Linked DNA regions of Mus musculus: regions 2 and 3 are each linked to region 1. Evidence: chromatin loops called from intact Hi-C (ENCODE). Cell type or tissue: gastrocnemius. All regions are shown on one strand.

Region 1 (8,000 bases):
CACAACGCTCCCCCACCCCCCACGCCCCATGACATCATGCAAACCAAGAGGGTCAAATCTCTGTGTTCAGTTTAAGGGCACCATGAGACACCTACATCCTCAATGATGTGCATTTTCTAAAATCAGCACCCAGTATCTACAAGGTATCATAAAAAAAAAAGTAATTTGTGTTATTTTGTCACTACAGTCATGAAACTAAGTAGTATTGGGGCTGGACCCAGGGCTGGCACCCCCCCCCCCAACTCCCAAAGTTCTGGACTTTTGTTATGCATACTTAGACATGAAGAAAATGAAGGGGTCCTTAAGATTTGCATGCAGATTCTCTGGTTATGAACACAGCCAGGTAAATAAAGCGCCCAAGTTGGGTCATGCTGGAGTAAACTGTGTGGGCCTCGGTGTCACTGAAACGATTCTCCACTGAAAAGGACACACCTGTTCTTAAATCTGAAGAGACACCATAAGAGATTTAAAAAATATTTCTAATCCAAGGCCCTGCTTTCAATAGACACTCAACGTTTTTAAAAATTGAATCATGGTGATGCATTAAAAAGTATCAGGTAATCCTAGTAAATAAAGTGATTTATAGCTCTGTAGTTCAAAAGGAATAAGGATGGGATTATATCAAAGATGCGTGGGAATCCGTCTACAGAAGCTCCAAATGGCTCTTTGGGGCCACAAAAATAAACCAATATGTCTATAACCCAACAATACCTACTCAAAAGACCATGTTCTATAAATGATGAGATAAATAGTAAACGTCCCAGATAGGGTTTCACACGATTTGTGCGGATTCCACACCCCTCGCTGAGATTGAGCACAACTCAGTGCATTGTACATTAAACCATGGAGGAAGAGTTGATGAAGCCAAATTGAGAGATACTCAACAAAATACCTGACTAACACAGCTCAATGCTGCGGTGATCACGCAACATCCTGGAATCATAAAACTGTTACAGCTAAGATCAACACAAGGAGTTCTGATTAGATGCAGTGGGGGATCCTAGATGGGGTCCCCAAAGAAAAGGCTGAAATATTAGGTCATCAAAAAAAAAGACATTAGGTGAAAAGAAATTTAATTTTACTGAAGTATGGATTTTATTTGATAATAGTGTATTAACACCAGTTCATTAATTTCAAGAAGTAAATCAAACTAATGTAAGATGTTCAGAGACACTAGGAGTGGGGTTAATATGACTCGTTCTATTATCTTTGCAATTTTCGGTAAAAGTGAAAGCTATTCTGAATAATGTTTTAAGAAAATGAGCCAGATCTCCCATTATAATCAGCAATAACCAGTGCCATGTGGTGAATCAAAGAAACACCAAAATATTATTAAATGACTCTTGGGAAATTAGATAGCAAACCATACAGGAGAAACAAGAAACATTCACTTGAGAAGTGAGAAAGATAAAACATGATTTAAGAGTAAATATTATTTTTATTAAGTAAAACATAGGAAAAATCCACAAACAACCAAAAGAGAAAAATATGCACTTTGATAATTCCATGTTTATAGTGTTTTGAGTTAAGCTGTTCTCAGACTATGGGTTGTAAGCCCTTTGGAAATTGTATATCAGATATCCTGCATATCAGATATTTATATTATGATTTATAGCAGTAGCAAAGTTACAGGTATGAAGTAGCAATGAAATAATTTTATGATGGGGAGGTCACCATAACATGGAGAACTGTATTAAAGGGTTGAAGCATGAGGAAGGTCGGGAAGCATTGTCTTAACTGAAGAGAAATTATATTCAGAACAAATTAATTGGTCTCATTCTGCTTTGGGGATAGAATTAATTTAAGTGCATGGACATTCAACATCTGCACGTATCCATGTATCATGCCTAGGGTAAGACAGAAAATATCAGAAAGTTGTGGTGCTAGACTAATGGCTTAGCTCCTGATATCACTGTGGCTGTATTTTGACGTTTGGGGAACATCGTGGAAGGAGAAAAATCCATCATCAGGCAACAGACAGAGAGGTAAGAGCACCAGGGCTGAAGACAACACCTACAAGGCTTATCAAGCACAAAGAAGTTGCACTGGAGCCTGCCCAGAGCTCTCAGCTTTAGAGACTAGTGTTCATGGTACTGGAGGCTACCCTGCATGCCATGAAAGGAGAAAGATAAATCCAAATCCAGCTACCAAGTCTGTGATCTACAATGTTGATTCTCCTGCAAGATATACCGGTGCAATTGTGGCAGAAAGCTCGTCTGATTTAACTTAAAGCCTATGCAATGGAGCCCATCCCTAACACTGCTTGAGTGGCCAAGAACCAGAGGCCAGATAGGCAAACCGAATGCATTCTGTGTGTGTGTGTGTGTGTGTGTGTGCACACGCGCACGCACACATATATATGTATACACACACACGCATATATATATATATACATATATATATATATACACACAAAATTGTATATATGTATATACAAAAGCAGATACAGGACAAAACAAAGACACAAACAGAAGAAAAGAGCCGAAGAGAGAGCGTGAGATACACATGTAGATGCAGAGACACACATGTTTATGCACACAGAAAACAGGAAGCTCTGATGTTATGCAAAGGACCTACAAGGTAATAAAACAAACAATGCCCCAGCCTTGTTAAAACCTTCTGAGACAAAGAACCCCCAACAATGCCAATTCCTTTGTTTTGTGTTGGCCAGCTACAGCTGGGCATGGTGGCTGGCCTTATGGGTGATTCCACTGTGATTCATTAGCAAGAACTGATTTTCCATTTGCGATTGGTCATCAGTGAACATCACGTCTGAGTTAGGGATGGGTGTTTGTGTGTGTGTGTGTGTGTGTCTCCTGTCAGTACTAGGACCTGGTGTCAGAAAACCACTCCCATGAGTTGGAGAAGGTGTGTGGTGTTCTGATAGAATTTACAGACTCCCAATTCTGCAATAGAAGCTTCTTAGAGAGGAGGCCTACAAAGTTAGCTGGGTTCCAACATCTTTGAGAAAAGCCAAGCAGAGCATCACCATACATTTTAACTGTGGAGATTTGAACAAGAGTGACTTCCATAGGCATGTACATTCAGACGTTTGGTCCCCAGGAGGTGGAACTGTTTGGGAGGGATTAGGATATGTGTTCTTGTTGAAGGAAGTGTGCCAATGCCCACCCCATTCCCTGTTAGTTCTCTCTGCCTCATGGTCTCCCACCATGGTGGTCATGAATTCAATCCTCGGAAACTGTAAAACTCAAATTAAATATATTTTTAAAAGAAGTATTTTCAGGCACTTTATGAGTAGGCTGTTGCATTCAGAAAATACTTGTATTTCTTATATTCAATACAATGGTCATTTTGCAAGATTGAAAAGCAAAAAACAAAACAAACAAACAAAAACAAACAAACAAACAAACAAACAAAAACCTGACTTCTTAAATTCTGTCAAAACAAGGTGGCAAACATTAAATATTCTTAAGCACATACTGCCACCCAGTGGCTGAATATGCACAGTGCACAAAGAACGGCCAAGGCGAAAACAAAGGCAGTGTGAGGTTCTGACAGGAATGCTTCAGGCTGAGGCTCTCACTGTGAGGCTTCTTGTCAAGCTTTGTGTTCAGAGAAGACTGTCTGCCATCCCTAGTAACACTCTGGATGACATCACTCATTCGCAATGCTAGGGTAAATTTTAATATATTTATTTTTAAAGTGGCCTGAGCAGGGCCTTTCAAGCAGTGAGAGAAAAATATGTGAGATCTGTGCTTACCACCTCAGTAAATAATAAAATCTCTTTAATACAAATGAAACTCATGACTGCGAATGTCTAGGAAGACAAACCAAGGGCACGTTATTTACCACAAGTCAAAAAAAAAAAAAAACAGAAAAAAAAAAGACAATTCAAACAAATAAACAAACAAAAAGCCAAGCTTCCGAGGCAAACATTAGAGAGACTCAATTAGAGAGGTGCTATTAGCTCTGACATGATAGTAAAGATGTATTTATTAGATTCTTGACATAATACCTTGAATTTCCCTTGGATAGAAGTCAGGTCATTTTAATATGTGCCGAAGCCAGGTTAATATAGGAAATCCCTAGCTGTTCAACTCAGGTACAGCAGTATTCTTCGTTTGAAGTAACCATCCAAGAACCTTCTAGAATTCTCTAGGGAAGCTGAAACCTATCTACTGTGCTCTCTAAAATCAAATAATGGAATGTGTGTGATTTGAACAACACTGAACGTCCACAGGAATGCTAAGAGGTTGTCTCACGGCTGTTATGCAGTGAGGTTTACCTATCCTCTTGGAACACCTCTAGCTAGGGAAAGCCATGCCATACTGTGCTTCTCCCTCACCATGCCTCGGATGCCTCGATCTCGCACTACCTACAGGTTAACACATTAGCCTGTCACTACTTTATGGATATTGGTAGAAAGCAAGAGATGCTTGGGATAGAGACAGAAGACTCCATTGTTCACTGTTAGCAGCTGCATGAACATTACATTGTTCCCTTTGTCCCCCAAGTCCTAGGGAGGCACCATTGAAAACCACAAATATATACATACATATATATATATATATATATATATATATATATATATATATATATATCCATTCCACAGTCCATTTGTGTCCTAGTTGAGAATGCTGGTCTATGGAATCCAGTGTTCTTGTAATAAACGGCAAACAAGATGGTTCTCTGCCCAAAGTCCCTAATGTATCTGCCAAGGACCAGCCTCAGTGTGGAGAAGGGGTTTCTGGGAGCAGTGAAAGGAATGACTCGAAGTCAAATCGTAGATCCAAGCTGATGACCTGTGTTCTGCTTGTTACAGCCTTTCCAGCCTGCGTCTCTCTCTGTTCTGCTTGCTCTCTGGAGATTTCTCTGTCTAAACTCTGCTTGCTTGCGAGTCTAAGAGATCTCTCTGTCCATGTCCTGTTCTGTCTGTGTGTGTGTGTGTGTGTGTGTGTGTGTGTGTGTCTGTCTGTGTGTCTGTGTGTGTCTGTCCAAGCAGTTCTCTCTTTTTATCCTAAAAAATTTTCTGGATAGCTCATCTCCTACGAAACACAGGTCCAATCTTCTACTTTATATATCAATCCAGTCATTTACTCCATGTTTCCTTTTTAAGGTTAAAATATTTCCATTTTATAATCTTTTGAGTCGAATATTTGATTTAATTTTTTCCATTTATTAATAAAGGTATTTAATTTGTGTTCCTTCTGCTGAATCCATGGGTGTTGCTATTTTCTCATTATTATTATTTTCTATAAACTACAGATTCGTTTTATTTAAAATTTTAAGATTAATTTTATTTTATGTGTATGGGTGTCTTGCCTGCATGTATGTCTGTGTGCACATGCATGCAGTACTTTTGGAGGTCAGGAGGAAGCATCAGTTCCCCTGGAATGGGAGAGATAGGTGGTTAGTAGTCACCATGTGGATACTGGGAAACCCTGGTTCTCTGGAAGAGCAGTCAGTGCTCTTAAGTGCTGAGTCATCTCTCCATCACTTTGTTTTGTGATTTCGGTGATTCTTACAATATAGCTATCTTCATCCTGAGTCCTGCTCCTCTTGGTGATTTGGCCCCACCCATCCATGTTCTGGGGGTGAGTAGGCCACACCCACTCACATTTTCAGAGATTTGAAGTGTTATTACTACTCTTTCTTTTGCTGTATTTTTAGTCTGTTTGGTTTATAGTTGGAGCCCTGAAACTGTGACCTATAAACTCTTACAGCAAACCACTCAGTCAAATAACTTAAGGTGTGCGTGTGCATGTGCCATGATAGGTTCCTATCACTAAACATGCTGATCGTGGAATTTAGATGCCAACCCTGTCAAGGATAAATAGAAGCATCGTGTTAGCATGGGCAGAGGAAAGCGGGGCTGGGAAGGTCAAGACTTGACAAAAGAAAAAGGTCAATGAGATTTTAAATCTGTGGATCTGGGACCACATGTTCCAATAATCCTTTCAGCCCTCAGATTTGGAAGGGAAATGCAAGGTAAGGAGGAAAGAAATAACCATAGAAGCCTTCAGATGAGGAAGATCTGCAATAAATGGTTGAACATTATTAGGTCCAAGTTTTCTTCACACACTGCAAATTGATGCACTCCCAAAAGGCTATGAATATATATATATATATATATATATATATATATATATATATATATTCATATATACATAAATACATACATATATGTGTATGTATATATACACATAAATACATACATATATGTGTGTATGTATACATATACATACATACATATACACACACACACATATATATCACAAAATATGAAGTAAAAAGAGTGATAAATCAGGGTGGTCTCTACATAGAAATCTTTGTTTCGAGCCGGGCGTGGTGGCGCACGCCTTTAATCCCAGCACTCGGGAGGCAGAGGCAGGCGGATTTCTAAGTTCGAGGCCAGCCTGGTTTACAGAGTGAGTTCCAGGACAGCCAGAGCTATACAGAGAAACCCTGTCTTGAAAAACCAAAAAAAAACAAAAACAAAAACAAAAAAAAGAAAAAAAAAAAAAGAAAAAGAAAAAAAAAGAAAAAGAAAAAAAGTAATCTTTGTTTCATCATGAAGACATCAGAAAGCTGTGAAGTTATACAACAGACCATGACACGGGGACTTTTTCTCCTACAATGTGGTTCCTCCTGAGGGCTCCAAACTAAAAGCAACGGCTTCAATCTCCACAGAAGAACTTTACCTTAAACTTCTTTCTAAGAGGTATCTATCCCCTTCCCATCAACATTCTTTATCTAAAGAGATCAAGGCCTAGCATGAAAAGAGTTGTGAGAATGTTTTTAAAGAAAATCACTGGTCTCTTCCCACCTTCCCAGGTGCTAAAGGGAACGAAAGCTTATAACTTGAACATTTAACTAGGGAGGGCTAGACGCCTTAACCGGTAAAGGTACTCGGCACATAAGCCCAGTGACCCTCAGTCCAATTCCTGGAATTGGGACATTAGAATTTTGTAGCGACAACAGTTTCTTGTGAAATTAAGGGGCTCAGCCAAGCTAAAATTGTCTTTAATGCCACTGGTAGAATGCAAACTTATGCATCTGCTATGAAAATCAAGGGTGGATTTCCAAAAATCCTAACAGTAGAACAAACATAATATCTAACTATAACACTCTTAGGATATATACACCCAAAGGATATCAAACGTCCCTTAAAATGTACAATCTCATCTAAAATTTATTACACATTGGAATCTTCCAGAAAGCTTTAAAAAAACCCTATTGTTGCTTTTCCTGTCCCAGGTTATTCTTTATTTGGCCTAGAGGGTGGCTTAGATATCAGGGTTTATTACATTTGCCAGGTTACTCTGTTGTGCAGTAACAGTCAAGAACTGCTCTAAAACTAGCGTTCAATTTTTAAAATTCTCTTATTCTTTACTATCAAATACCAAGAGAAAAGTCAGAATTTTTATGGGAAAGTTCTGTATGTTTAATCTTCTGTGTTGGGCCACTGTCATAAATAGTTGATTCAATAGTTGATATTTTTATTAAAATCATATAAATAAGTAAGTTCTGATAACAGAGTATACTATGATACTAAAAATTCCTGTAGAACTGGAAGGGATTAGTCTATAAAATAAATATTTGTTTCTAACACACATGATTTCTGTAAAGGCATATATTTTAAAGCAGTACTTTAAAGTTTATGTTGCTATTCAAGCTGCAAGAGAGGTTATGAGTAAACAGAGCCGAATACTTAAAAAAATAGGTTCATAATATATTCTTTTCTTTGGAGTGACTTTAACATGTGATGATTATGTCAATAAATTCAAGTAAATAATGAATAGATACGTTACAGTTAACAAAAGATATACTCTAAAATAATTCATTAGCTATGTGATTCTAGACCTTTTTTATATCATTAAAGGATCTCTTTCTCATCTTCCTTCCTTCCTTGGGTCTTACATGATTATATATATTATACAATCTTTCCTAGGTACTGAAAGTATGAAAATGAATTAGACATGGTCTTTACACTGATGGAACTCATATTCACTAGTTCACTGATGAACACACCAACTATT
Region 2 (8,000 bases), 530 kb before region 1:
GTCAACAGAGGTCATAACGGTTAACTCGGAAAGCCCCATGACAATCTCCTGTGCCCCTTAACCCTTTGAAATGGGGTAAATACCTCTACCATGTATCATGGCATTTTTTTACTCTTTCTGTCATAGTGTGTCACCATAAATAAATTAGGCTGCTTCCCCTTTAAGTAGAAACTGCCTCGAGGGTCAGATGGAACTTGAGAACTTTCATCTGAAGCACTTGTTGGTCCCCCAGGAGTGTCAGTTGGACCTGGTGTGGGGAGCGGGGGCAAAGGCAGGCTTGGAGGACGGCCACCATTGTATACATGAAGCCTGTACTGTGATCTAGAGATAAGAGCGTTGTGAGTACTAACTGTGGCTCTAGTAAGGGATGAACTGGCTCCCCACCCCCACTCCCCCACACACTGGTTTTTACCTGGGGAGGCAGTTGGCTGCTGTCCTCTTGGAGGTTGGCATTAAGTCCAGTTCAGCCATTTTGTTTTCTTTTTCTTAGTTAGGAAATCTTTTTTTTTTTTAATTATCTATTTATTTTGTTGTAGCTTATCAAAAGACCCTCACTCACAAAGACCACAGAAATTGCCATCGTTGCAAAACGCATGAGGAATTTACTTATCCAACAGGTTGGGGAACCCCCTCTCAGCACGCAGGCTGGAGGAGAGACCCAGAACAAAGAAAGGACACACTTTTTATAACTCTGTAAGGGCCAGATATAGGCACCAGTTTAGTCTGGCTTATTTTAATTGGTGTAGCCAATAACCTTTTTAGATACTGGTTGGTTTGTGGAGGGTGACTCTCATTTTGTCTGTCCTTGAGGTTTTTAGTATGAGGCGGGACAAAGGAATTGTTAATCTTGTTTTGGAAGCTTAGTAATTTTGACCGTTAAAACTATGTTTCTATATTTGTTTAGTCAGCCAGCTTTTTTATCTGACTCTGTACTTGGCCTGCTAGTACAGTTTGGAAAGTCCTTTTGAAGGGGGAAGGTACTGGGTAGTCTTGAATTTATTTTGGATATTACAATTTCATATATATGAGTACACTGTAGCTGTATAAATGGTTGTGATCCTTCATATGGCTGTTGGGAATTGAAATTTTAGGTCAACCCCACTTGCTCTGGTTGCTATGGCCCAAAGACTTATTATTTATTATTATACATAAGTACACTGTAGCTGTCTTCAGACACACCAGAAGAGGGTGTCAGATCTTATTGTGGGTGGTTGTGAGCCACCATGTAGTTGCTGAGATTTGAACTCAGGATCTTCAGAAGAGCAGTCAGTGCTCTTACCCACTGAGCCATCTCGCCAGCCCTAGTTAGGAAATCTTAAGAGCTACTTTAAAAATACTTGGAGGACTGGATGGCGATGGTGACAAGAGGAGTCTTTTGCTTCAGTTGGCAGATAAATTACATGAGATTCTTTCTAAAGCCTAGCGTGACGGTACAAGGTCATGAGCAAGTCCAGCAGCTTGGAAGCAGGGGCAGGGGGATAGGGAGATGTGAACAGTTTGTTCTCCATAGAGTTCCCAACCAGCAAGTGCCATCCAGTGAGACCTTCCCTCCCTCTTTCCTCCTCCTCTCCCTCCCTCCCTTTCTCCCCTCCCCCCCTTTTTTTGTTAAAGGCAGGCTCTCTCACTGTCTAGCTCTCCTTGCTATGTAGACCAGGCTGGCCTCAAATTACAGAGCTCCACCTGCCTCTAAACCCCTAGCACTTTGACTAAAGGTGTGTGCTACCACACCCAGAGTAAGACTTTAGAAAGAAAGAAAGGAAGGAAGGAAGGGAGGGAGGGAGGGAGGGAGGGAGGGAGGGAGGGAGGGAGAGAGAGAGAGAGAGAGAGAGAGAGAGAGAGAGAGAGAGAGAGAGAAAGAGAAAGAGAAAGAGAAAGAGAAAGAGAGAAAAGAAATTGAGTTGAATAGCACAGTTAGCTCTTAACTTTGATACCAGAGCTTAAACCATTTTGAATTATTAATACCATACTCGGAGGGTAACTGTGGCTCCTCATGTTTTCGTTCTTAAGACCCGGTGCTTAGATGTTTGCTGTGTGTGTGTGGGTAAGAGGGAAAGAGACACAGATATACCATTGTATGCCATTGGTGCTGAGGGGCTGAGGGGCTGAAGGGCCGGACAGGAAGGTGGGGGGAGACTCTGACTCAGCATGAGGAATGCTGACTCATCCTGAGGAATGCTGGCTCACAACGGGAGAGAGAAGCCTTTCTCTGGAGATTTGGAGATAGTCAGTTTTCCAGTTTCCTTCAGATGGAATTGTAGAGCAGAAAAAAAAAGTAATGATCTCCCTGCTTCTCGCCTACAAGTTTTGTTTTGTTGTTTGTGAAGAACAAAACAGAACAAAGGAAAACACTTCGCCAAAAGATGGAATCCTTATCTGAAAAAAAAGACGTTTGGAACAGATTCTCCATTTTTGTCTCTGTAGCTTTTGTCCATCCTGTCCAGGTTTAATAACTAAATCCTTGGAAGCAGGAAGTACATTAGCACTGTTCTAAGAGTTTGTCAGTCCCTTAGGCCGTAGGATTATTTCCTCCCCAAGGTGGACACGCAGACTGTTATAGGAACCCGGAAAGGACCAGACCCAGGGCCATCGGAAGCTCTGTGGATCGCACTGAGCCACATTCACAAGGAGTTTCTGTAACCTGGCAGCCCATGTTCTCACAAGAGCCACGGCTAACCCTCAGCGTCAAAGGAGGCTGTGTTTCCCCAAAGGCTACTGCTTTCTGAAAAATCCATGACTGCAGCAGGTACTCGGAAAAAGTCAATGGTTTTTTCTGTCTTTTATTCGCTATTTTAGACCAGGCTCTTTTGTGGCAGTTTGTTATCAAGAAGTAATGAGTAGATTCTTCTGAGAGTTTGGACTCATTGCAGTCTAATTATGAAATAGTAAAGATTGTATAGGAATTCTCCTTCATAGGGTAAAATTGGTCCAGTGGTGCTGTTGGTGGGCAGTGGAGTTGCCGTGTTGTGTTCATTAAGCATAGGTGGTGGCTATTGTAACTAAGAGGGGATGAGACCCCAAGTTTATTCCACTATCTACGGGAGCAATTCTGCTCATGTCTAAAGAGAAACTTTAGTTTTGATTCCAAATGATTTCACTAAATAAAACATTAATAACAACCAGTTGAATGAATGCTAGTGGACCTCTCCACTAATATTTAATGTTTTAGAATGGATATGTTATCTTGATTACTGTTTTTTAATATCTAGTATATTTTAGTACATTTAGCTCGGAGGTTGTAATTCTGCATGTGTTCCACAAGGTGGCAGGCTTGTATGTTTGTAGGTTCCCTTTGGTTCCGTGCAGAGCAAGCTCGTGGTTATGCAGAAATCAAAGTTTTTCTGTTAAATGTTAACTGTTTTATATAGCAGAGCTTTACAGTTTAACTTTTATGATGGAATGCTCTCTGAGCCTCATCCCAGGCTTTCCTGGTGTCTTAAACGGTACAATGTAGTGTGGTTGTTATCAGGAAACCCTCTAGATAGCAGTGACTGCGTAGACTAAGGACTAAGATGGAGCAGTGAGGGGTGGAAGGGAAGGGATAGAGGCCCTGGCAAGGGCATGCACCTGGGCAGTTAAACGCTGCCTGATTCCATCTTGCTTTTTTTTTTTTTTTCCTTTATTTGCGTTAGTTTTCCTATTAATAATGCCAAGTGCTGGTCTCTAGTCTAGTGTGATAGAACATGGCTGCTTTCTGCAAAATTAAATAGCACACAGTGGCAGGCCAGCCCTGCCTTCTCTCAGGGGTTTTGTCATATCGGTTGAGGGGAGGAAGGCACTGTGACGTCTTGAGTTTTATTTATCACAGGCCACTGTGGCAAGGTGACACACCGTGGTGCTGGGAGAGGCGTCCTGTAGATGTAAGGTCTCATCTAAAGTATGCTAAGGGGTCTTTCCTGCAGTCCTTGAGCCTCTCGTGTGTAGACAGTTTGTTTGGAGGAGATGACACGGAGTACGGGGGTGGCTCACACTGAGTTTGGCTGTTCAAAGCAGTTTGTGGTTCTGGTGACACAGCATTGGGTAAGTCGTCTGTCTCCTGGACCAGAACATTAGTGTTCATCAAAGCTTCGCTCTTCCCTGCTTCCGGGTCTGTGGTGGTTTTGTGAGTCTGTACGGTAGCCAAGTTGTCTACTGACGTTGTTCCTGCCATTAGTTATTTGCATGTTTTTCCAGTCTTAATGTAATTTATAGGTGCTGGAGAGATGGCTCAGCGGTTAAGAGCCCTGACTGCTCTTCCAGAGGTCCTGAGTTCAATTCCCAGCAACCACATTGTGGCTCACAACCATCTGTAATGGGATCTGATGCCCTCTTCTGCTGTGTCTGAAGACAGTGACAGTGTACTCATACATAAAATAAGTAATTCTTTAAAAAAATAAAGGTAATACATAGAATTCACTGGCCCAAGATTAAGATCCTATCTGTGGTTTCATGAGCGCTGAGAGAGCAGTGGCTAAGGTACTGATGATTCAAGGCAGCCCTCTGCTTTTCTGGGTCTCTGTAATGTCCCAACACTGGCTCTGCTGTGGATTTTACACATGGCTGCAGTAGTTATCAAGTCATGGGAGTGTTTCCCCCAGTGTTGCACTGGCTGCACTGTCTCTTACACGCACACTATAGAGAAGCCACCAGCCGTTATGCAGGAGCTACGTTTTGCCTGACCATGGACCATGGACACTTGAGCCTCTCTTCCCAGCTTTCCCTAGTAGCAGGACTCTTAACCTTGTGGTGGGCAGGTGTGTAGATACGGAGGCTAGGTGCTTAAAATATATGGATAGCTTTATCTCATAACTATAAAATGTAAACATTTTCCTTTTAGCTAGGTATTATATGCTTTTGAGTAATTGGTCCACTGCCTTAGTAGACTGTAATCCTGTAACTTATCCTTACACTAACTTTAGACTTGGCTGAAAATCTTGGGGCCTCTAGGGCAGAATTTTGTAAAGCTAACTTTACACTGTGAAACGAATCAGGTTCAGGATATAGCTGTGTTTAGAACACGTTATCCAACGATGTAGCTCATCTGAGATAGTAGGGAATCTGACATTTACTTCTAACATTGCGAGTATCTTATTATAAGGACTCAATGTGTTAGCCTACACACCTAAGTAATTTTTGTTATCTTTAATATAGCTTAAAATCCACTTGTTTTTAATGAAGGAATTTTGTCAGAATGAATTGCTGTTGAATGTCTAATAAAGAAGTTGAGCTGGGTGCAGACTGAGTCCCAGGCTTCAGACTGGAAGGCTGCCCTGTAGGTGTCCACAGTCGCTCGAGGGCTTGCAGCAAAGCAGGCTGCAGGGATACATAGGCCTGCGTTCCCCTGCATCCCCCTAGAGCACGGGGTAACGCTGATCTAGAAGCCTTGCTGTATAAGGCTGTGGCAGGGTGGTGGCAGGGCTTGCCAGGCGAGGTTAAGGAAAAGAATGTTAAGTAGAATTTATTATTATTTGGGGTGAGTCAGGAACAGAACACTTAAGCAGAAGCCAGTTTTGTGATTGTATCCTTCGATGTATAGAAATCTTTTAATTAATTTCATACATGTACTGAGGAAACTGGATTGCTTTCAGTACTAACCAAATTCTCTCCAGAAAGTCCTTGCCTATTCTCGTATCTAGAGCTGTGTTCCCTGTGGTTTTGTGTAACAGAGTCAGTTTCGAGTCATACGTTACAGTCATTTATCAGTTTTGAATTGATGTGTGTGTGTGTGTGTGTGTGTGTGTGTGTGTGTATGAGTATGAGGAATGGGGGCGGGGGGAGGGAAAGGGGCTGGAGTTAGGGATTGGTTTAATTCTTTTTCATGTGGATATCCTATTTCTTCCTATTTCTTCCAGAATCTTCTATTAAAAGCTCTGTGTTTCCCCACTAGATGCTTCTGACAGCTTTGCCAACACTGGTTGGTTGTAGCTGCTGTCCCCTAAATGAGTGGCATTGTAACTGTGTCTTCAGCAGTTCATCCCATCTGTCTGTCAGGCCAGCTACTTCAGGGGGGTGGGGAGCATGGGAAGGCGGGTGGGCCACTGTGGCACTGCTCTGGTCAGAAGCAATACCGTGTAGCGTGCTGTGATGGTGGAGAAGGAAGGCATTCTGTCAGTCCTCCGGTGGTGGTTTTGGCAAAAGCGTCACATTCAGGAATGGCAAATGGCATAAGCAGAGTAGATCTCTACTCCAGCAAGGACAAGGTGTTTTCCTTCCCGTGGAGGAAGCCATCCAGTGTGGTCCTTCACTGATTTGCCTTTGTTGATCTCTGTATTCCCTAGAAGGAAGCCACTGTGGTCATGGTAGCTGTGATCTTACTGTTTCCTGAAAATTGGTTTGCAAGTACTTATTGAAATTTTGTGTGTGCTATTGTTCATCTGGATTCTTGATGTGTGTCTGTGTGGTGTGTGTATGGTGTGTGTGTGTGTGTCTGTCTGTGGTGTGTGTGTGGGGGGGTTGCTTGAGCGCATAATCGAGCATCTATGTGTGTCCCCATCCTTATCTGGTTTTGATAGCACAATAGTAGTGGCTTCCTAGAAGCGGCTTTGGTAGAGTTCCCTGTAATGTAGTGAAGTCCTCAGGCCCCCTTCAGGTCAAGGGACTTTGCCCTAATGGAATTGTTTGCAGACCCTCAGTTAGCTCTCAGTTTATTAAAAGTGGTAAAAGCAGTGAGAGCCTCCAAGCCTGGACTGTCTTTCTGTTGCTCTTTCAGTATCATTGCTTGTTGCGGATCTGCTCAGCTTGCTGGTGCCCACTGACTTGAGTTTTTGGTCGGCGCTCTGTACTTCAGCATCTCCATTTCTTCCATAAATTTGTTTGTTTGTTTGTTATAATTTTCAAAACACTAGTGCTCATTTGCATTCCATTTGAATTTACTGGAATTTGATCTCAGCTATTCATTTAGGTCTTTCTTTCCCTTGGTTAGTCAGGATAAAAGGTTGTTAATTTTATGTTTCTCAAAGAACCAACGTGTTCGCATTTCTTCAGGCTTCTGGCTCCATCGTTCTTTCTTTCTGTCCACAGCTTTGGGGTTGGACTTCTTCTTGTTTTCTAAGACCTGGAAGTCCATCATTAATTTATTGACTTGGGACCTCTCCAGTTATTTTTTTAATTTTATTTATTTATTTATTTATTTATTTATGTGTGTCTGTCTATGTGCGCATGCCACAGAACACACAGAGGTCAAAGGGTAACTTGCTGCAGTGCCCTCTGCCTTCTCCTTAGACCATGCCAGCTCTAGGGGACAAATTCAGGTCACCTGCCTGGCCAGCAAGTACCTTCACCTGCCTGCCAGCTCCCTGCCTCCACCCCTCCCCACCCCACCCCACCCCTCCCTCCACCTGATTTTTTTTTTTTTTAATGTAAGTACTTAGAACTATGACCTTTCATCTTGGAGCTGCCTCAGCTACAAGCCAGAGCTAAGTCATGCTTTCATTTTCACTTGATTATTAGAACCTCAAAATCTTCCTTTTGATTTAATGACTGTTCTAGACAATATTGTTCAATCTCCAAGTATTTGTGTGGCTATTGTGGTTTCTCTTACTGCTAAATCCAAGTCTTGTTCCACTGTGATCTGATTCGAGACAAGGAACCATTTCAGGGGAGTGTGTGTGTGTGTGTGTGTGGTGTGTGTGTGTGGGTGTGTGTGTGTGTGTGTGTGTTGTGTGTCTGTGTGTGGTGTGTGTCTGTGTGTGTGGTGTGTGTCTGTGGGGGGGGTGTGTGTGTGGTGTGTGTGTGTGTGTGTGGTGTGTGTGTGGTGTGTGTGTGTGGTGTGTGTGTGTGGTGTGTGTGTGTGGTGTGTGTGGTGTGTGTGTGTGTGTGTGTGGTGTGTGTGTGTGTGTGTGGTATGTATGTGTGTGTGGTGTGTGGTGTGTGTGTGTGTGTGTGTGGTGTGTGTGTGTGTGGTGTGGTGTGGTGTGGTGTGTGTGTGTGTGTGTGGTGTGTGTGTGTGTGTGTGTGTGTGTAGTCTCATTGTGACCTAAAATGTGATGCATTTTGGAGAAAGCTCCGGAACTACTGAGAAGAAG
Region 3 (8,000 bases), 890 kb before region 1:
TCTTTTACGTGGCTGTTTATGTCACCCAGTGCCATAGGTAGAAGTGGTGTATGTGATGTATGTAAATGGGGCTTGAAATTATCTATCTATTTATTTATTTTGGTCTTTTGAGATAAGGTTTCTCTCTATATCCTTGGTTGTCCTGGAACTCACTCTGTAGACTAGGCTAGCCTCCTACTCGGAGATCTGCCTGTCTCTGATTAAAGGCGTGTGTGTGTATATTCCTGGGGTGGAATTCAGGTTGTCAGTCGTGGTGGCAATTGCTTTTATCCTCTGAGCCATCCAGTTGACTCACTGCTGTGGTTTTTAATAACAGATTGTTATCACTAGACAATCAATTTAAAAGCCTGCATTCTTAAGTGGCTTTTCTCTCTGTGAAGGTGAACTTTGCCCCCTTGTGGACCATACAGCAAGTGACTCAAGGAAAAACAGTCTCTGGTGGAAGAGGTGATTGTCAAGTGCTAACAGGAAATCTTAGACCATTTGTTAATGGAAACCGTGTCTTTTACTAGTTTCTTGGTAATATTTATCTTGAAGGTTAGAGGTAAAGATTTTTAACTTATTGTACATCTGTGTCTATATATGTGTATGTACGTGGGTATGTGCATGCCAAGGCAAGTGTATGAATCCAGGTCAAAGGACAACTTAGAAGTTGATTTTGTTTTTCCACCGAGTGTGTTGCAGGAATTGAGCTCAGGTCATGAGACCCAGCCACAGGTACTGTTATCAGCTGAGTCTTCTCATAAGCAGGCATTTTGTAATTGAGAAGTTAAACATTTTGCTGTTTATAGCTAAGATTCCCAAAGCCAGAGACTTTCACTCTAATGGGAAATAGTGAACAAATATATGAGGTGCCTAGAAAGCTACATGCTATTGAAACACTAACAGTAACACGTGGGGATAATACTGCTTAGCCAAACAGTTCTTTCATTAGGCAAGAGGAGGCTTTGGAAAGTAGATTTGTTTGGGAGGGCTTGCTGTGAAAAGTGAGCTACCCACCCTCCACTCCACACCTAGGGTATAATACACATAGCAAGTAACTTTTTAAACACCGTTATATGGACACTATCACAAGTAGCCATAGAGAGTGTTACATCCTGCCTCGCCCAGTTAAATCATGCCTTCCCCGACCACTTAGCAATTGTGGTTCTGTACTGTCAAATCATGTATGTGGCACCATGCAGCATGTAGACTTCTGAGGTTCAGAAGTCATGCATGTTGGGTGTAGTACTAGTTCATTCTCATTTCAGAGTATTTTTCTGTCCCATTGTATCGCTCTATCAATGACAGTGGTTTCTTCATCTCCCACTTGAGAGGCGGTGAGAGTATTTTGGCATTGCTAAAGCTTCCATAAACATTTGTGTGTGCGTTTGTGCTTTGAATATAGGCTTATGTTTGTATTGGATAAGTACCCAGAAGTGGTGTTGGGTGGTCATGCAGAGATTATATACTTCACTTCAAAGGAAACTGCCAAACTTGGTTGGGGAGAGGTTTGGACTCTAGCGTTGCTGGTTGACCTAGGGAAGCATTCAGAGGAAGAGTGCCTGAAGGTCTGCATCAGTTAACTGTGTCCTCCAGGAGCCTTGCGTCCACGTCTTACTTGAAAGCGGCCCATCCTTCCTAGGAAAAAACAAGCTCAAGGTACTGTTGCTGCTGCTGGCGCTGGGGAGACTGCACTGCTCTTCACTGCCTGTTCTGATTTTGCCTGACAGAAGGTTCACATCTGTTCTCATATTACTCCCACACTCTAGACAACAAAGGAAACAGAGCCTAGTTTTCAGCTTCTCATTAGGAAAGCAATAGGTGTGCGTCAGCTTTAAGTAGATTTCCATGCAGACCTCATTATCTAGAAGTAGACTGTGTTAGTGGGCGTGAACTTGGAATGTCCCCCAAACAGAATTGCCAAAAGGGAGAATATGCAGCTGTGTGTTACTGTGCGTGGTGACACAGTTTTAAATTGGTTGTGTTTCAGAACTATGAGTGAAATTCATGGGCAGCCCCTACTCTCTAGAATAAAGGAGGGCTGGGACAAAATTTTCCATGCTTTCCATGACTTCTCTCACGTAGAACTTTCAGTGTAGATTGCAGGTATTCAGTGACCATCGTCAGAAGTGCTGGGAGATGAATGGGTGCAAGATACTGAGTGATGAAGTGGAACTAGGGACTTGAGAGCATGAGGGGTGCCAGAGAGGACACGGGAGTGGCGGTTGGGGTGACATTTATTGTACCTGCGATGTTAAGTGTTCTGTGCACCTTTTAATTCATCTGAGGTTCTTTCACATCTTACTTCTTGGGTCTTGCCCCTTCAGGTATTCAGGAGCGTTAGTACATACTCATTAGCAGGATAGGGAACTAGGTGTGGGATGTGTGTCGGTAGTCCTGGTGTTCAGGAGGCTGGGGTGGAGTGTCTGACCTTGTGCTGCTCTGCCTGTAAAATATAGAAAGCAAGGCATTTTAGAAAGGGAGAAATGGGGTAGGTTGGCAGGAAAAAAAAAGACATGGGAAATATTTTCTTTATTTTGGTTCATTTGATAGATTTATAAGACATGTACTCTAATATTAAGCAGTTTAAAAATATTAAATTTTATTTCTAGCTATCTATTCTCCGCTTATTTTATCTTTATTTTTCAATGTGTATTTTTAAAGAACTGAAAGATTCTTAGATTTGTTTTATGTGTGACTGGGTGTTTGCCTATGTGCTTGTTGTTACCACTTGCATCCCTAGTGTCCAAGGAGGCCAGATGAGGATGCTGGGTCCCCTGGAGCTGGAGTTACAGTGGTTGTGAGCCATGAGGAATTAAACCTGGGTCTTCTGGAAGAGCAACCAGTAACGGCCTTGCTATCTGTTCAGCCCCAATTTATTTTATCTTTAAACTTTCATTGTATATATCCATATAACATCATATTGTGTTATATTCAGACATTTCCATTGCAAGTATGTATTTTACATTGCATCAGTCTCAGATTTTGAAGAGTGTACCCTAAAATGAGTGAATTCCACATTGGTACAACAAAATGCTTTTTAATTTGAAGGTTACTGTTCTAGTGAAAGGTGCTCTTCTGGAGGAAGCCAGTGTGTGTTTTGGCACAATAGAGTGCTAACATCTGTGTAGCCATTCTGCTAGAAAAGTGAAAGAGACCCTGGACTATGGATTTAAAGCCAGGAAAAAAAGTTACATCTTTATGTTATCTTTCAGACTAACCAAAGTTGGAGGGCCCACTGTGCTTACAAAGTAGGAGAGCCTGTCTCCCAGGCAATGTCCACTAGGTGGAGCTTTTCTCTTCCCATCGTTGCCCCTGTCTGCTGTTCCCAGCTCAGGCTGAGTTCCCTGTCTACCTCTTATTAATGGGTGTATGTTTCTGACGTTCAGAAAGACTTTGAAATTAAACTACAGTGGCATAAGCTTGTGTTCGAGCGGTTTTTAATAAAGAGAGAGAGAGGAGCTGTGCTCTGTCTGGGATAGGCCTAGGAGAAACAGTAAGAGTAGCAGCAGTTTGAGTGCAAGGAAAGCATTGGCTTACTGTGCAGAGTAGCAGTTTCACCCACTAGTGGACTCCATCCTGTAAAGACATCAGTAGGACGCTGAACTGCCCCCTTTGCATGGAGGGCATTGAGTAGCCCTGAACTTGGTGCTGAGCCACCACAGGGCCTGTGGTGTCTGGCTTCTCTACATCCTGTCTACAGATGGGGAACAGCTGTCACCCATTCTCCCTGAAGGCTGTTCTCTAAGCATTTCTCTCATCTTTTACAGGCGGGCATGCAGGGCATGGCAGAGATTTTGGTTTCTTTAAAAAATACAAAGAGCCCACAAAGTAGCTCTACTAAGGCCAGCTCCACTGCCACAGTGCTAAGGTCGGCTCCACTGCCACAGTGCCTGTCTTCCTACGAAGGCTTTACTTTCCCCCCTCCTCATCAGCTTGGAGTTTCTACTGAGCCACTCCAAATTTTATTTTTCCTCAGCATTGCCCTGAATGTCGGGGAAGAGGTCACGCTCATCCAAGTGCCAAGAGTCCACTTTGTGAAACCTTAGGTCATGCTTGCTTTTCACGAGTATCTGTTGTTGTCAGGTTCTCATCTTGTACGACCTTGCTCTTTGCCTGTTGTGCTTATTCATAGCCCGTGCAGTCATCATCTCTTCTTTATGGACGGCCACTATTTATAGCTGGGTACATGCTTTGCACTGTCCTTACTGAAATTCACTGCCTTTCCCCATTCTCTCTCCACTCCCCAAAGCCATTTCCAGTCTTGTCTCCAGACTACGGGATAACTGACAATAGTTGTCACTGTCTGTGCTCCACGAGCTGATAATGCGGGTGTGTATGTTAGTTTAGTGCTAGTGACGGTCAGACCAAGGGCATGTGCATGCTAAGCATTCTCCCTCTGAGCTATGTCCCCAGTCCAGTGATAGATGGAAGAAGTGGCAGAACTTTAGTTGGTGTTTCTGATGATCATCAGCCTGAGTGGTGAGGGCTGTGTTTCACTCCTTCATGTTTCCTATACTATGAAGATTTGTTTCATTGCCAGATTTTAGGGCTGGCATCTCCATACATCTTGTGCTAAGAAATGGAATCAGTGGTGTGCATTGCCTAGGATTCTCATTCATTCATTCTCTCTCTCCCCTTTTTTCTTTCTTTCTTTCTTTCTTTCTTTCTCTTTTTTTTTTTTTTTTTTAGACAGGGTTTCTCTCTATAGCTCTGGCTGTCTTGGAACTCACTATGTAGACCAAGCTGACCTCAAAATCAGAGATCTGTCTGCCTCTGCCTCCTGAGTGATGGGATTAAAGGTGTGTGCTACTTTGTCCAACAAAGTGGTTTATTTCGTGTGTATGAATGTTTTGCCTGCATGTATGTCTCTGCACCATGTGTGTACCTGTTGCCCAGGGAGGTCAGAAGAGGATGTTGGGTTCCCTGAAAATGGAGTTACAGATGTTGTAAGCTACTAGGTGGGTGCTAGGAATTGAACCTGGGCCCTTTGAATAACAGTCAGTGCTCTCAACCACTAAGCCATCTCCCTAGCTCTTTAGAACTTTTCTGTGGTTTGCTATCACCTGTTGGATTGAGTACAACATTGTAGGTTGAGCCTCCTTTGGCAACTCAGTTCCCTGTAGGCAATTTATGTTTTATATAAAATAATTCCCTGGTGGTAGTGGCCACTCTTTCTGTGATCTTGAGTTGTTTGTATTACTTAGCTTACTGAGAACAAACTCCAAACCTTTCCACCGAGTGCTCTCTGTTGGCACTGTTTCAGACCAGTTGCTTTCATGTGCATTTCTTTGTGGATTTCATTTTGAAATAATTCACCCCACCCAAAGAAAAGTGTATTCTCCTGGGTGCAGCTATGCTTAGGCTTTTTCTGTCCTCCTTAGTAGACTGTTGTTTGAGAATGTCTCTTATGTTGGTGACTTTGTGTGTGCATGGTGTATCTCTGCAAGAGTAATTGGCTAGGCAGGTACTTTCTCTGTGTGTGGTGCATGCTAAGCAGAGACGTTAGAGCAGTTCGCACGTGCTGCGTGAGTTAGGCAGTTGTAATTCTAGCACACGCTCCTTACCTGGGTGCAGAGTTGTGTGGACAGCTGAGACACTGACACATGAACTGCATTTTCTCTCTTAAATTTTAGAAGCAATTGGAAGTTTGTGATGTTTTTACATTTTTTTTTCCCTAGAAACTACCCAACTCTGGCCAATATTGAAAGGAAGAAAAAGTTACAACTGGAAAAGGCAAAGAGAGGAGAAGTGTTGACAACCACACAGTATGGGTGAGTTCCTGGACGCTGTCCATGTGCGTCCTCCGCGCTCCTTCAAAAGCTTGTGCTTAAGAGGAAGAGAGGGAGCACGCCAGCCTCTTCATACCCCCCCACCCCCGCTCCCATTCTGACTGTATCTTAAATACGCTACCTTGTACATGTGGTAGGGTTGGAACAGTCCTTTCCCTCCATGCTGCCCTGTGCTCCTTCAGACAAGCAAACTCTTATTTGGATGTTTGTAGGAAGTGTAACCAAGGATGCCCCACAGGATTGTTTCAGTCAATCACCTGTTGTCATTCAAGCAGTTAGCCAGTTGCTTATTAATAAAAAGTAGATCTGTCATACAGCCAGCCATGCTCTCCTGTCAGTAAAACATGAGGTCTCCTTTCCCTCCACTCTCACTTTCTTTTTTTTTTTTTTTTTCCACTCTCACTTTCTTGTTCAGAATTTTTCCATTTTATTCTACTGGCCTTACATATACAAATCCTATATGCACTACTTGTTTACATATACAAATCCTATATGCACTACTTGATGCTAGCGCTCTCTCTGTCTCTACCTCTCTCTCTCTGTCACACACGCACATGCGCACACACGCACACACGATCTTTCTGTCTGTCTGTCTTTCAGTGCTTGGTAATGTTACTAACAATATCCAGCATCTTATGTACTTATTCATTTGGCGAAATATCTCTTCAGGTATTTGTTTTTAAATTTTCTTTTCTAATTATGTGTATTGAGGGGGCTCTGAATTGTGCGCATAATTACAATGCCTATAGAGGCTATAAGGGGGTGTGAGATCTCAGGAATTAGAGTTAAAGGCGATTGTGAACCACCCAGTGTTGATCCTGGGAACTGAACTCCAGTTCTGGAAGGGACTGATGTGTTCTTAACCACCAAGCCGCCTCTCCAGCCTCAGAGGGCTTGCCGTCCTTAATTTTCAGGAGTTATAAATTTGGTTGCATACATATTGATGTGGAGTGGCTTGTATACATTAGGGATGTACTTCTTAACTTTTCTTGTATCAGGAAGTACTTGTCACTGGTATTTGGGGTCAGGATGGTGTCAGACACATCTGCTGGTGGTGACACAGGTCAGACACAGTTCAGGACGTGGTGGCTAGTGCTGTTAACCCTAGCTGCTTACTTGTTAGGTGTTCTTCGTTATACAGAGCTGTCAGGCATCATTGTCCTTTTACTCAGAGGACCTACTTGAGTGTTTCTTAAAGAGAAGATCTGCTGAAGGTGACATACTTATAAATGCTTTGCAAACCTTGAAGCCCTTAAAAATAAGTAATTTTTTAATGAAATAAGAATGGGTGTGTTTTATAAGACATGCTTACATACAATCTGAGAATGGCACACGCTAAGAAAATCTGCCAGTGATGGCACAACAGAGCCCTATTTTAGGAAATACTTGGAAACTTGTAGCTAGAAGTGAATGAGACTTAGGTTGTGGGGTGTGAACCTTTAAGTCTGGGCCTTTCTTTAATTTGGGCTCTTTCTGTCTTAGGGAATAAGTGGTCAATTTAACATCCATGTTTCTTTTGCTCCATTTTTTTCTTACTTCAGCAAAATGAAGGGCATGTCCAGACATTCACAGATGGCAAAGATCAGAAGTCCTGGTAAACATCATAAATGGAGAAGAGGTGGGGCTAGGCAGAGAGCAGTCGTTGGACTAGGAAATCATGCCAGAGATTCGAAGCCTGAAGTTCCATCCAAGGCTAATGTGGACCCTCTAGGTGCTTTGATCCACAGCGACTCTGGTAAGCTGAATGGGAGATAACATAAATACGCAGTGTGTGCATTGAGGGAGATTGGATGGGGAGGGGTCTTGGCAGAGTGGAGTGTTGGGTTAAGTACAGAGGGATAAGATTAGGAGGAATGGAAATAAAAAAGTAAGCACAGCTAATAGTTACTGAGTAAGGTATGCCGTGCTCCGTGTGCTTTGGGTGTGTTACCTCTTTCCCATGGAAGGGCCTTTTATGCAGGTGGTATTCTGATTTCCATTGAGAGAAGACCTCAGGACCAAGCAGTTCACTTTACTCACACTGTTAGCTGCTGCAGAGCCCGAACGTGAACCAAGGGGTCTGACTCCTAGTTCAGCACTAGTACTGTACATGTACTCTGATAAGGTCTGAGTTTGTCTGAAAAATGTGAATATAGGAGCTGAAGATGTGGAAAGGAGTTTAGACAGATCCTTTCTGGCTATTCCTGTAGTTCAGTGGAGGAGCTCTTGTTTGGCGTGCACAAAGAT

Evidence for each region. A loop is a pair of places that touch in the nucleus more often than their neighbours do. Peaks named below come from ENCODE experiments on the same cell type or tissue, not always from the same donor. Only the 100,000 strongest peaks of a DNase experiment are listed, where the experiment ranks them.
Region 2: it touches region 1 in a loop (6-fold over the local background); 35 of 42 quality-filtered maps call a loop at or near these places.
Region 3: it touches region 1 in a loop (4-fold over the local background); 14 of 42 quality-filtered maps call a loop at or near these places.

The regions. Positions count from the first base shown.
Region 1 is chr14:77,008,506-77,016,505 of GRCm38, forward strand. No RefSeq gene overlaps it. Among named protein-coding and RNA genes, the nearest start is that of Lacc1, 24 kb to the right of the region's middle. In gastrocnemius, a CTCF peak has its summit at 3,472 (motif pointing left); a DNase peak (open chromatin) is centred at 3,463.
Region 2 is chr14:76,476,686-76,484,685 of GRCm38, forward strand. The region is part of intron 1 of Tsc22d1 (TSC22 domain family, member 1); the gene reads left to right. Among named protein-coding and RNA genes, the nearest start is that of 4930444M15Rik, 40 kb to the right of the region's middle. In gastrocnemius, a CTCF peak has its summit at 3,251 (motif pointing right); no DNase peak of the experiment used is centred here; H3K4me3 peaks cover 375 bases; H3K27ac peaks cover 832 bases.
Region 3 is chr14:76,118,823-76,126,822 of GRCm38, forward strand. It overlaps Nufip1 (nuclear fragile X mental retardation protein interacting protein 1), which reads left to right. Exons shown (of 10, transcript NM_013745.5): 6 at 5,664-5,756; 7 at 7,316-7,509. Among named protein-coding and RNA genes, the nearest start is that of Nufip1, 12 kb to the left of the region's middle. In gastrocnemius, CTCF peaks have their summits at 396 (motif pointing left) and 3,260 (motif pointing right); a DNase peak (open chromatin) is centred at 3,279; H3K27ac peaks cover 1,479 bases.